2 separate regions of the Mus musculus genome follow, and region 2 is linked to region 1. Evidence: chromatin contacts called from ENCODE Hi-C data. All regions are on one chromosome and are shown on one strand. Each heading gives the region's core, a stretch centred on a gene start or an enhancer-like site at or near the end of the contact. The rest is flanking DNA. Distances are from core to core; before and after follow the strand shown. Region 1 holds the start of Mei1 (meiotic double-stranded break formation protein 1). Region 2 holds the start of Shisa8 (shisa family member 8).

Region 1 (6,201 bases), core at 3,154-5,653:
AGAGGCATGTATTACCACATCTGGGCCCACATACTTTATGTGAACAATTCTTAAATATGAAAAATGTAGGCATATATACGTATATCAAAGTATATTTTATTTAAATTTTCTTATACATGTATATATATGTACTAATTTATATGTTTGCATTTTAAAACATTTTATATATATTTGTGTGTATGCGCGCGCGCATGCGTGTAGGGTAACCTTTGAGTCAGTTATCTTCCTCCATTACGTGAGTCCTAGGAATTGAACTCAGGGTATTAGACTTTGATAGCACCTGTCCTTACTCTCTGGGTCATCTCACTGCCCCCCCTCCCCCCAAAAAAAAACATTTTTCTTAATATAAGATGTGAGTATATTGCTGAAGTTCTCTTAGTACAGCTACTATGAAGCCAGGGTTTGGGGCTGGTGAGATGGCTCAGTGGGTAGGAGTACTTGACTGCTCTTCCGAAGGTCCTGAGTTCAAGTCCCAGCAATCACAGGGTGGCTCACAACCACCCATAATGAGATCTGGTGCCCTCTTCTGGTGTGTCTGAAGTCAGCTGCAGTGTACTTATGTATAATAACAAATCTTAAAGAAGGGTTTCTCTGTATAGCCCTGGCTGTCCTGGAATTCACTTTGTAGACCAGGCTGGCCTCGAACTCAGAAATCCGCCTGCCTCTGCCTCCCGAGTGCTGGGATTAAAGGCATGAGCCACCACGTCCAGCTTCTTCTAAAATTTTAAATGGTTGTGAATCATTACTAGGTGCTGGAACTGATCCCAAATTCTCTGCATGGGCGATATGTGCACTTAATCCCTAAGCTATCGCTCCAGCCCAGTTTCTTTATCTGTTGGCTTCAGACTTGGTAGGTAGCCAAGATTGGCCTTGAACTCCTGATACTTCTGCCTCCACCTCCCAAATCCTGAGATTATAGCCGTGAGCACCACACATGGCTCAAAAACAAAAAGTGTTTGTTGACAATGCCTTGTTTGTTTGTTTCTAAAGATTTGTTTATTTATTTATTGTATATAAGCACACTGTTGCTGTCTTCAGACACACCATAAGAGGACATCGGATCCCATTACTGATGGTTGTGAGCCACCACATGGGTGCTGGGAATTGAACTCAGGACCTCTGGAAAAACAGTCAGTGTTCTTAATCACTAAGCCATCTCTCCAGGCACCTTTCTTTTCCTTTTTAAAGACAGGGTCTCTCTATGTATTCCTGGCTGTCCTGAAACTCAATATGTAGACCAGGCTGGCCTCAAACTCACAGACATCCTCCTGCCTCTGCAACAGAATGCTGGGATTCACGGCACACACCTCTATGCCCAGCCCGTCATCCACTTCTCTGTAAAAGCGCTCATCTACCCTCACTAATTTACCAACCAGTCTCCTCTGCAGACTGTGAATTCTTAGTGAGCCTGGCCACATCCTAGCATCGACATACCTCTAATGCTTAATGCAGTACTTAGCAAAGAGGTGATGCCTGAGAAAAAACAGAATCAGTTATCAACTCATTGAGTTCCCTCCTACGTTCCTAAGTGAGCAATTTCAGTAGCCACTCAGTAGCCAGGGCTACAATTCAGGCTAATAGTCCCCAGTTTGAATGGTAGGTATACACAGCTTCAGGAGGAACACCTTACCTTCAATACAGAGGTCTGCCATACTCCCATCTTCCACACTGTTTAACAGTCCTTGGAGCAGAGGGAGGCAAGAATAGGATGATTAGCAGTGCGGTCTCAGTGCATACAGTTTTACAAAGGCAATGATAATTCTAAGCCCAGCCGTTTTAAACAATGCCCTTGCTCAGTTCTGATCTCAACCACACCTAGAGTCCTCAGTGTCCAGTCTAACTCTTAAATGATGACAGTCCGAGTTCGCGGCAAGCAGACTGTATGCCCTGGAGTCTGTGACCCATCTAGGGTTAACAATACATTTGGCAGTCTTGGTTTTCTCCTGAGGTCATCCTGGCTCCCACTGGTCAGCAGTTGGTAAACCTGGAACGCCTCCACATGGGGAAGCACTCAGAGCATGTTATCCATCCTCCCCACAAGGTTATCCATCCTCCCTAAGAGGTTATCCATCCTCCCCACGAGGGCGAGGCCCACTATACACTGCAATCAAAGAGGGAGCCACCTCACTTTACACCTGAAGAAACTAAGGAAGGAGAGGGACAATGACTTGATTGGTATCACAACCAAGGCGAGCCGACTCCATTCCAGGCCTCTCATCCTGAGCCGAATCTCAACTGTACAACAGCAATCGCCCACTTTCCATCTGTTCCTTTCCACTTTCACTAGCCTCTTAGAGCTGATAAGGACGGTTACCATAAAATGATTCATGTAGCTTAGAAAGGGGAGGGGACCCATATTGCCATGATTATAACCAAACAACTTGTTAGTAAACTGCCACAACGATACAGGACATCTAAGTCATCTTTCCAAGTCCTCCCGGGTTAAAACCTACGCTCCGCCGAGCGCGTGCGCGCGCGCGCACAGTTCACGCCAGTTCCCCCTTTGGATCTCACCGAAAAGCACGCGTACAAAATGGATGCAGACTCTCTGGTCCTGAGCTACCAGCTGAGCGACCAAGGAGGTGTGCCTCACCAGGGCATCTTGGAAGCAGAACACCACATGTTTCTTGCGCACCAGCTTTGAGTGAATGGAGAGAAACTTTCAACAGTGACCAAGGCAGGCTCACTCTGAACCCGGACAACTGTAGCTCCCAAATATAACCACAAGAGTACTACCACAGTCACTTAAAACTGTGAGCCAGCCATCCTCCGTGCGGAGAGGATAGACACCGTTTACACCAGGAGATTCGTGCATTTGTACGGACGTATACAGAAACTGACGTTTCTAGTTTACATTTACATAGCACTGTGTTTACAAATCACTTTTTTTTCACCTATACGTTTGGAGGAGGGACACTCTTTTTTTTTTTTTCTTTTTTTTTTTTTGTCTCATGTAGCCCAGGCTGGCCTCAAACTCACTATGTAGTTGAGGCTGGCTTTGAATTAATCACCCTGCCTCTATCTCCGAAGTGTGTGCCACCAACACATTTCAGCCCAAGAAGCTGGCAACACAATCAAAACCAGGAATTATCCCCATTTTATGGATGAGAAAAACAGGCTCAGAGACTTCCCCAAGGTCTCAAATCCAAGGTCTCTAAACAGGCATGGCCTAAGGTTAGTGCTCCGTCCACTTCAACAGTCTAGGGAAATGATCTTGGGAACCCTTCATGAGCCTCAGCCGTAGGCAGAGAACACACAGCCTTCCATTCAGTATAGACCCTCACACTGGTCAGTCTCCAGTACAGTCTCTGCAAAAATGTTCAAGACAGAACCAGATCAAAAGGAGAGAGGGGGCCGGGCAGTGGTGGTGCACAGCCTTTAATCCCAGCACTTGGGAGGCAGAGGCAGGCCTGGTTTACAGAGTGAGTTCCAGGACAGCCAGGGCTACACAAAGAAACCCTGTCTCGAAAAATAAATAAATAAATAAATAAATAAATAAATAAGAGAGAAGGGACCAGTAGGCATGGTAATGTGAGCCTCTAATCCCAGCATTCGGGAGGCGGAGGCAGGTGGATCTCTGTGAGGCCAAGGCTACTCTGGGATAGATTATCTAGTGAGATCTCCAAACAAGCAACTCTGCTAAGGCAAATGTAGAGAATTCTGTTTTTCAAAAATGACTTCCCATGCACCCCACTTCTGCCTGCCAGGAACCTCTGCCTGTCATTCCCGACATCACAAAGATTAAAAACAGTCTCTCCTCCATTTTTTTTTTTTTTTTCCTCACTAGAGCTAAAAGGGAGTGGAGCAGAGGAGCTGAGCTGGGGCTCAATACCTAGAGATGGAGGAGAGCAAACAGAAGGGTTGGTGGGGAGCAGGGAACAGAGAGTGGAGTGTGCAGCTCTGAGCCCTGGAGGTATCCAGGGGCTCCTCCAGACTCTGCACCTAGGGACAGGCTCACTAGAGACTCAGCAGGCGACAGGCAGAGCCCTCAGGAGGGTAGGGCGAAGAGGATAGGGCGGAGGGCCTCAGGCGAGACTGAAGGTGGGGACAGCAATGGCCTCAGCGGCTGGGAGAAGGGCGAGCCTGAGGAAGCGGGTCGGGTTTGGGCTTCATTTCAGGAAAAGAGTGCCTGGTTCAGAGAAGCTGGCTTGCTGAGGAGGGTGAGGGAAATAGCCACACCAGGTCCTTGAGGAGGAGGGAGGGTTTAGGTCGCACCGACACTCCGGGCTCCGGCAGCAGTTCCAACGCGCAGGCCATGCAGACGTGAGGGGACACGGGCAGCAGCCAGCGCGGATCGTGCCGGTGATGGGTCCTCTCCAGGAGCAGCGCCGCTTCTTCATCTCTCCCAAACGCGGGATGGTCAGCAGCCGTCATCTGCCCCGCAGCCACCTCCTCGCCTCCCCGGCTCTGCAGCGCAGGTTTTCCCGCGCCGCTTCTGCGCAAGCGCAGTCGGAAGAGCGCTCCGAGCGCACGTGGAGGAGCGCGAGCCTCCTGCGCCCCGACGACGCGCGGGCGAGCAGCCACTGCAAGGCAAAGTGTTGGAGGCTAGAACTGTGGATTGTGTGCAACTAAACCCAAAAGGACTGTGCGTGGACCTCATCAGGAATGTGTGCTCAAAGCGTTTATAAAGTAGTTGTCAGATTTGATAAAGAAAAAAAATAAATGTTGCTATTATTTGCTTTTTTGTTTTCACTAAATTTTTTATGTATGAGTGTTAACCTGTGTGTATGTATGTACACCACGTGAGTGCCTGGTGTCTGCAGAGGTCAGAAGAGGGAGTCAGATCCCCTGGAGCTAGCGTTGGGGAGGCTTAGAGTCACCATTTGGGTGCTGGGAACTAAAACCAAATCCTCTGCAAGAACAAACCTCTGAGCCATCTCTCCCTTCTGTTTATTTTGAGTTAGGTTCTAGCTAGGCGTGGTGGCACATGCCTTTAATCCCAGCACTTGGGAGGAAGAGGCTGAGTTTGAGGCCAGCCTGGTCTACAGAGTGAGTTCCAGGACAGCCAGGGCTACACAGAGAAACCCTGTCTCAAAAAAAGGGGGGGGGTAGATTCTGATGTAGTTCAGGCTGGTCTCAAACAAGATATGCCGCTGAGGATGACTTAAATTCCTGATTCTCCCAAGACTGAGACAGGACTGCTCCATCATTTCCACTGTACCCCAACTGTTGGGAGTCAATAGTGCCCAAATCACATTCAAGGAGCCGGCGTGTTACACCAGGCACCAACACCAGAAGGTAGAGATCACTGGAAACTGTTTTACACGCTTACCACAGTGTAGAGGTAGAGAGATGCGTTATTATAGGAACATTCTGCAGGCGATGGTGGAAAAAACAAACAGAACACATATTAAAACTTAACTGGGTGACGGGATTTTGGGAGTTTTTTGGTTTTATCAGATAAACTGGGGTGCATCTTGCCTTCCTGTTGGGGTGCCTGGCACATGGCCAGCATGCCTGCTCGGGGGAGGCATACCGCAGTCTGTAACGACGGTCCTCGGCGGGATGGAGGATGATATCTGTGGTTCCCAGTCTCCTGTGTTCCTAGGCGCCACTGGGATACTGATGGGAATGGAGGTCCCTTATTCATGCTTCCCTTAGGGCATGCCAGGCAGGAACTGGAAGGCAGAGCCCAGGTCCGGGGTGGAACTCGGTTTGGCCCCAAGTGAGTTCAGGGAGAGTTGGGAGGAGCTGGGAGAGAGAAGGCCATCTCCAGGAGATTTCGGCTCTTTATGACAAGGCCTCCCTTCCACAGCAATCCCTGACGAAGAGATGGTTTGTTTCATCCTTGCTCAAACTGCCTTAATGGTGGATGTGAACGCGTTCACCCTATTCAAGGTGAACCAGGGATTAAACCCCTTTTCTGGGAAGGAATGCCCAGGAAGGGACCTATCCAGGTGACTTATAAGCTTGGAGCACTCCAGGTTTTTATGCTAAGAGACTAATGGCCATGGATTCAATAGGCTGTCTTGGTTACTTGTTCCAGAGCAGAGAGCAGGCAATGAGTGGCCTCATCCTTCTGGCTCTCAATTCCAAGATTTGTGGGGTTTGGGCTCACTCATCCTTACCAGTTCTTCTGTCTGGTGGCGCTGTCCACTTGCCCCACAGGTAGAGGACTCGGTGCACTTGAGAATGGCCTTGAATTCTTGAGCCTCACGACTCTACCTCCCAAATAGCTGAAATTACATTTTCTATGTGACC
Region 2 (6,173 bases), core at 1,838-4,337, 140 kb before region 1:
TGTGTCCACACAGACAGGCATCTAGAGTTTGGCACAGACCCTATAGTTTTTGGCACCTGTGGTAGTTGGCTCACCGTAGAACCCACAGAATCAGGCTAAGCTGGGGAGAGACCTGGGGATGGGGTGAGGTTTGGAATCAGTCCCTGGACCAATGGAAACACCACATAGATTTGCAGGTCAACAAGAGGTCACCCGTGGAGCAAATGCCAAGACAATAGGGGGAAGAGAAGACCCCAGAAGAGACGCAGCCACGGGAGACTCTGTACATTGGGAGATGACACAGTTCCAAAGTACGGCTCAGAGATGGGGGTGGAGGGAGGCCACCCTCAGAATCTCCCCCCCCCCCTCAACAAACACCAACGTAGCTTGGCAGAGCGACAGGAACCTACTGCACACACAGCACAGTGGTAGCAGTTGTCCCATCCTCAGGAAAGCCAGGGAAGGAAGCAGAGAAGGATGCGTCAGAAAGCACAGCTATGAAGTTCTGATTGGAGCAACAACACCCCAACTGAAAACAAGTCATGACATAGTCTGTAATGTGATGCCCTGCAATGCGTTGTCCTGGTGGGTGATGGGATTAAAGCGCTTCCTTCGTGTCTCTGTCCATCTTGTCCATCACCTCCCTTTCTGAATGACAATGTAGAAAGTCTTTTTATGGGGATAGGGTCTCCAGGACTGGATTGGGAATCACATGGGTGTGTGTGCGTGTGTCCAGGGAGGGGAAGAGGTCCTCTTTCGCCAGGGTGAACGGAGACAGCCTGGGTGGGGGTAGTTACCCTCCTCCCAGCCTTAACACACTAATACCTGACATTCCTGTCAGCTCCTCATCTCACACAACAGGACTTGATCCTCCTTAAGATGCAGATCCTTTCTCTCCCTCTCTCATACCCTCCCCGTTCCTAAGCTGATTCCAGGCTCCAGAGGAGGAGAGGTGGGAAGGAGAAGAAAGGGCCCTAGAACAGCTAAATTCCCCATCAAACAGGAGTTAGAAGTATCATTTCACGGTTCCATTCAGCAGGTATTGACAGGCACCTGAGCTGAGCTGGGGACAGAGGGCTCGACTGGAACCCTAGCCCTTGCCCTCCTGGTGTCCCCATCTGGATAGTGAGAGGTAATCTCTACCTCCTGGAAGGAATGGATTATGAATCTGTCCTTCAGAGAAAGGTCTTGATTTATTTCACTGGTTTTTGGGGGGTGGGTTGTCTTTGTTTTGTTTTTTGAGAGAACATCTCATGTGGTTCGAGCTGGTCTTGAACTCCTAATCCTCAAGTCTACAGGTATGCACGACCAGAACCAAATTGCCAGCTTTCCTTCCCTTCTTCTTCTTCCTTCCCTTCCCTTCCCTTCCCTTCCCTTCCCTTCCCTTCCCTTCCCTTCCCTTCCCTTCCCTTCCCTTCCCTTCCCTTCCCTTCATTCCTTTCTTTTTCTTTTTTTCTTTTTCTTTTTCTTCTTTTTTTGTTTTTTGTTTTTTTTTCCAAGACAGGGTTTCTCTGTGTAGCCCTGGCTGTCCTGGAACTCACACTGTAGACCAGGCTGGCCTCGAACTCAGAAATCTGCCTGCCTCTGCCTCCCAAGTGCTGGGATTAAAGGTGTTCTTTCTTTTCTTGAAACAGAATTTTCCAATAAAGACTGGGCTAGCCTGGAACTCACCGTGTAGACCTGTGGTTCTCAACCTAGGGGTTGGGTGTCGAATATCCTACATATCAGATATTTACACTACGATTCATGACAGTAGCAAGATTACAGTTATAAAGGAGCAATTAAACAATTTTATGGTGGGGGTCACCATGAGGAACTATGTCACAGGGTTGCAGCATCAGGAAGGTTGAGGACCTCTGATTTAGATTAATTTTGCCTCAAGGAATCCCCCTGCTTTGTCCTTAGTGTGTGAAAGGACACTATTTTGTTCTGTTTGCTTTTTGAGACAGGGTCTCAGCACATTGCCCTGGCTGGTCAAAGTTGTGAGCCCAAGTGGTCCTCCTTCTTCAACCTCTCCGCAAGCCTTCAGTACTGCTATGCCATTGCTGGCACCAAGAAGACCTTTTTGTTGTTGTTGGTTTTTTTTTTTTTTTTGTTTTTTTGTTTTTTTTTTTTTTCTCGAGACAGGGTTTCTCTGTATAGCCTTGGCTGTCCTGGAACTCACTTTGTAGACCAGGCTGGCCTCGAACTCAGAAATCCATCTGCCTCTGCCTCCCAAGTGCTGGGATTAAAGGTGAGTGCCACCACTGCCTGGCTCCAAGAAGACCTTTTGACCTTAACCATAGCAACTGAGGCAGGGAGAGGCAATGACTGGCATCAGGGTCATATTCTCCTTAGCAGCTCAGCGGGGGAGTGGTGGAATGGGGCATTGAGCCATGCCTCCTCATTCTTTCCCTAAGCTTGTGAAAGGACCTGGGAGTCCCAGGGAGTGAGAGTTGAGGACAGACAGGGGAGTACAACTGGCCTGGTCCCCAGGACCTGCTCAGCCTTCTATAGCAGAGGCCGCGGAGGGGAGCCGACCACTTGAGGGCTCTGGCCAGACTGTTTCCAGAACTGGGACATCCTAGGACCCCAGCCAAATGTCCAGGTTTTAGAATCAGGGCACATGCTCTGGGGCAGACCAGAGAGGGGTTGATCAAAGCTTGATTCTGCCATTTTTGTGTTGGGGGTCCTTATTGTGCCTTCCTCATTCATGTCAGGACCAGACACAGGAATGGAACATTGGGGCGTGTGTGTGTGTGTGTGTGTGTGTGTGTGTGTGTGTGTGTGTGTGTGTTTGTGAGTCCCTTCCCAGTGAATTCCAGGCTGCTTTGATCTCTATGCCTCTGTCCCCTTACTTAAAAAAGCAGGGAATCGCTCATCCAAGGTTGCCAAGATCCGAATCCCCAGATCTTAAGCTGAGCCCCCTCGAGGGCCCAATTCCGACAACAGTTTGAGGGAGGTCTTGGAGAGGGTCCCTGGTCGGGCGCGCTTGCTGCACTGACCTTACAGAACCCCTCCCTCCCGGCGCAGCGGCCGCGCTCCTCCCCCGGTTCTGCCTCCCTCCCGCCCTCCTCCCCTCGCTCCCTCCCGCCCGCCCGAGCCCGCGCCGAGCCCGCGCCGGAGCCGGAGCCGGAGCCAGAGCGCGGGCACCGCGGAGCGGGCGGCGGGAAGACAGAGGTGTCCGGCGACCCGCCGCCCGGCGCAGTCTCCAAAAGACCCAGGCCCCGCACGCCCTCCCGGGTCAGAGGGAGCTGGGGACTGTGCAGGCGAGCACTCGCCGCCCGCCTCCACCGTGCGCAGTCCGAGGTGAGCCCCGGAGGAAAACGCGCCCACCGGAGATCCAGCCCCGCGTACTCTACACCGAGCTCACTTGTGTCTGGAACCGCAGACGCACCAGGAGGCGTCGGCGGGGAGACTGCGCGGGCAGCTGGGCGACCGAGCGACCGGTCCCGGAGGGCTGGGGGAGCCTGGCAGAGCGGCCACGCGCCGAGCCATGCGCCGGGCGCAATAGCAGAAGGAGCGGGCTGCATGGAGCGCGCTGGGGCGCGGGGACAGCGCTGTGGCCGGCGCTCGCATGGGCTCCCGCTCGCACTCCGACTGGCGCTGCTGCTGGCAGGGTCGCCGTCGGGCCGCGCGGGGGCTCCCGAGGAGCAGGAGATCGCAGGGTCCGGTACCGTGGCACCGGCGGGAGGCGACCGCTGCCGCGGCTATTACGACGTGATGGGCCAGTGGGACCCGCCCTTCAACTGCAGCTCGGGCGTCTACAGCTTCTGCTGCGGCACGTGCGGCTACCGCTTCTGTTGCCACGACGGCCCGCGCCGCCTGGACCAGAGCCGCTGCTCCAACTACGACACACCGGCCTGGGTGCAGACTGGCCGGCCGCCCGCCCGCGCCCGTGACACCGCCGCCCCGCGCGACCCGGCCCGGGAGCGCAGCCACACTGCGGTCTACGCGGTGTGCGGTGTCGCCGCTCTACTCGTGCTGGTCGGCATCGGGGCGCGCCTGGGCCTGGAGAGAGCGCACAGCCCCCGCGCTCGGCGCACGGTGACCAGGTGAGTGCGCCCGCTTGCCTGCCCGCCCGTCCTGTCTTCACTGTCCCTAGCTGGCTCCAAATTTCACTGCAACTGCATCCTTCTGGACCCTCTAAATCTTTGGCCTCTCCGCAGTCCCTTTCTCTTTTTGTTTTGTTTTGTTCTTTTGGACCTCTCTCCCCCGTCTCTGCTTCACAGAGGGAGATAGATACCTGATAGCTCTCTCTCCCCTTGACCTTCCCTGCCTGTACTGGGCTCTGGATCCTCCTTGTGGCTCTAACCTCCTCTGCGGAAGACAAAAAGTCGCTGTCCAAGGAATGAGGCACGGACGATGGTCAGGAAAGCCACTGGACTGGGGCAGTTTTAAGGTGGTCGTGGGCTTAGCGAAGGGAGAGGATGCTTGCCGGGTTCCCTTGCTGCATCTCCCTCTCCCGCCCTCCTCCCACCTCCATCCATTTCCCCAACCCAGTGTGACTCAAACCTGACCTTCATTCCTTGGAATTTCAGAAGCATCCCCTCCCCAGTAAAACCCCGCCCCCCCGCAAAGGTTCCCCCCCCCCCCGCAAAGGTCTGGCTTTCCAGCTGCTCAGAATGGGAGTGTGGAGGGATGTAGACCTGTGTTTTAGAGACCTGCCAGATGCTGGCTAAGTTTTGAGTTTATTTTGACTTGTCAGCCGAATGGGAACGCTGGGAGCTGAAATTCTGTCCTGACCATGGCTGGATCTCTTCCACTTAGGCCCCCCAGCAAATCCCCTGCCCTGTTTGTGCTCTCCCTTCCTTTCCACCCAGGTCCCAGCCCCACTGGGCATGTAGACTGTTGGCACCACATGCAACAGGCAGCAAGTGGGAGTTATAATAAAGAGCTGCCCCTTCTCCCCCTCCCCCACCATACACATGTGGTGGACCAGATGTGCACAGGGGCAGATCATGAGAGTAGTTGCCCCCAGACCACTTAGCCCATCCCTTCCAGACACCTGGAGGGCAGAGAGGGTGATGAGCTGTCCCCATAGACAACCCAGCCGTCAGCCCAGCTGCCTGCAGTACCCAGGACCCATGATTTTCTCCCACTTGGCCTGACCCTCCTGGTGGGGCTGAGTTATGGCTGATTAACGAAGAGGCACACTGAAAGACACCTGAGGTGGCCAAGGATCAGCTGCAAGGCGTCTGCAGGTTGCCTAAGATGACCTCGCCTTTCCCACTCCTCAGCCGCTTGTGCCAATTATCCCACCACCTATCCCACCACCAGGCACTTTGTGTTTCTTTGAAGCCACTGGATTGCAGCGGGAATTAGCAGGGGCTTCTGAATGCTGCAGGGGCAGAAACTCAGCCTCTGAATGTGGGAATCTCTCTTCCAGGACAAAGGTGGACAGTGGGGAGGCCAGAGAGATAGTGGGAGCCAGAGACCCACTGTAGTATAGGGGTGGCTGGGCCAGTCTATAGCTGACTTGTTCATCTGCAAAGCTCCACCTGCAAGCCCAGGTTTGGTTGTGTGCTCACAACCATGTGCTTTGACTCTCTTCTCTGGGCTCCTGGGCAGTGTGTTCTGAATCCCCTGCCCACGTTTCTCTCTCATTCAGCCATGCTGATTCTGACAGCTAGGGAAGGATGGCTAGAGGGGTTGGAGCGGACTGGAGTCGGGCCTTGGAGAATCCGTGCAAAGGCCCAGAGGCTCGAGGCTCCTTCCTTTCCTACACAGAACTGACTTATCAGTGCTAGCCCAGTGGTGGGATAATTGGCACGAGCGGCTGAGGAGTGGGAAAGGCGAGGTCATCTTAGGCAGCCTGCAGACACCTTGCAGCTGATCCTTGGCCACCTCAGGTGTCTTTCAGTGTGCCTCTTCGTTAATCAGCCGTAACTCAGCCCCAGAAGGAGGGTCAGGCCGAGTGGGAGAAAATCATGGGTTCTGGGTTCTGCAGGCAGCTGGGCTGAAGGCTGGGTTATCTACGGGGATGGCTCAGTCAGACACTGTCACAGCTGGTGGGGGCTGGGTATTCTGGATACCCAGGGAGGCAGCTGCCCAAGGTCATACAGCCTTTGGGTGTTGGGCTGCCACAGAGGGATCTCCATGGCTCCCCTCTTTTCCTTGTTGTCTGCCTTCTTTGTCCGTATGCCAGCGAGGCCCCAGGCCTGGCAGAAGCCCACACAGCGGGAGTATAGGTAAGGGAGATCTTGGAGGAGGGA

Evidence for each region. Hi-C counts contacts between places; a loop is a spot of excess contacts on that map.
Region 2: a map of mouse embryonic stem cell shows a loop between it and region 1 (2.0-fold over the local background). The contact joins the promoter of Shisa8 here to the promoter of Mei1 in region 1. A Hi-C loop is called at or near these places in 4 of 37 maps with a recorded cell type or tissue (T-helper 17 cell, mouse embryonic stem cell and regulatory T cell).

The regions. Positions count from the first base shown.
Region 1 is chr15:82,068,319-82,074,519 of GRCm38, reverse strand. It overlaps Mei1 (meiotic double-stranded break formation protein 1), which reads right to left and starts at 4,403. Exons shown (of 31, transcript NM_028897.3): 1 at 4,216-4,403; 2 at 2,515-2,638; 3 at 1,631-1,681. The coding sequence starts at 4,374.
Region 2 is chr15:82,209,729-82,215,901 of GRCm38, reverse strand. It overlaps Shisa8 (shisa family member 8), which reads left to right and starts at 3,087. Exons shown (of 4, transcript NM_001207021.1): 1 at 3,087-4,013. The coding sequence starts at 3,490.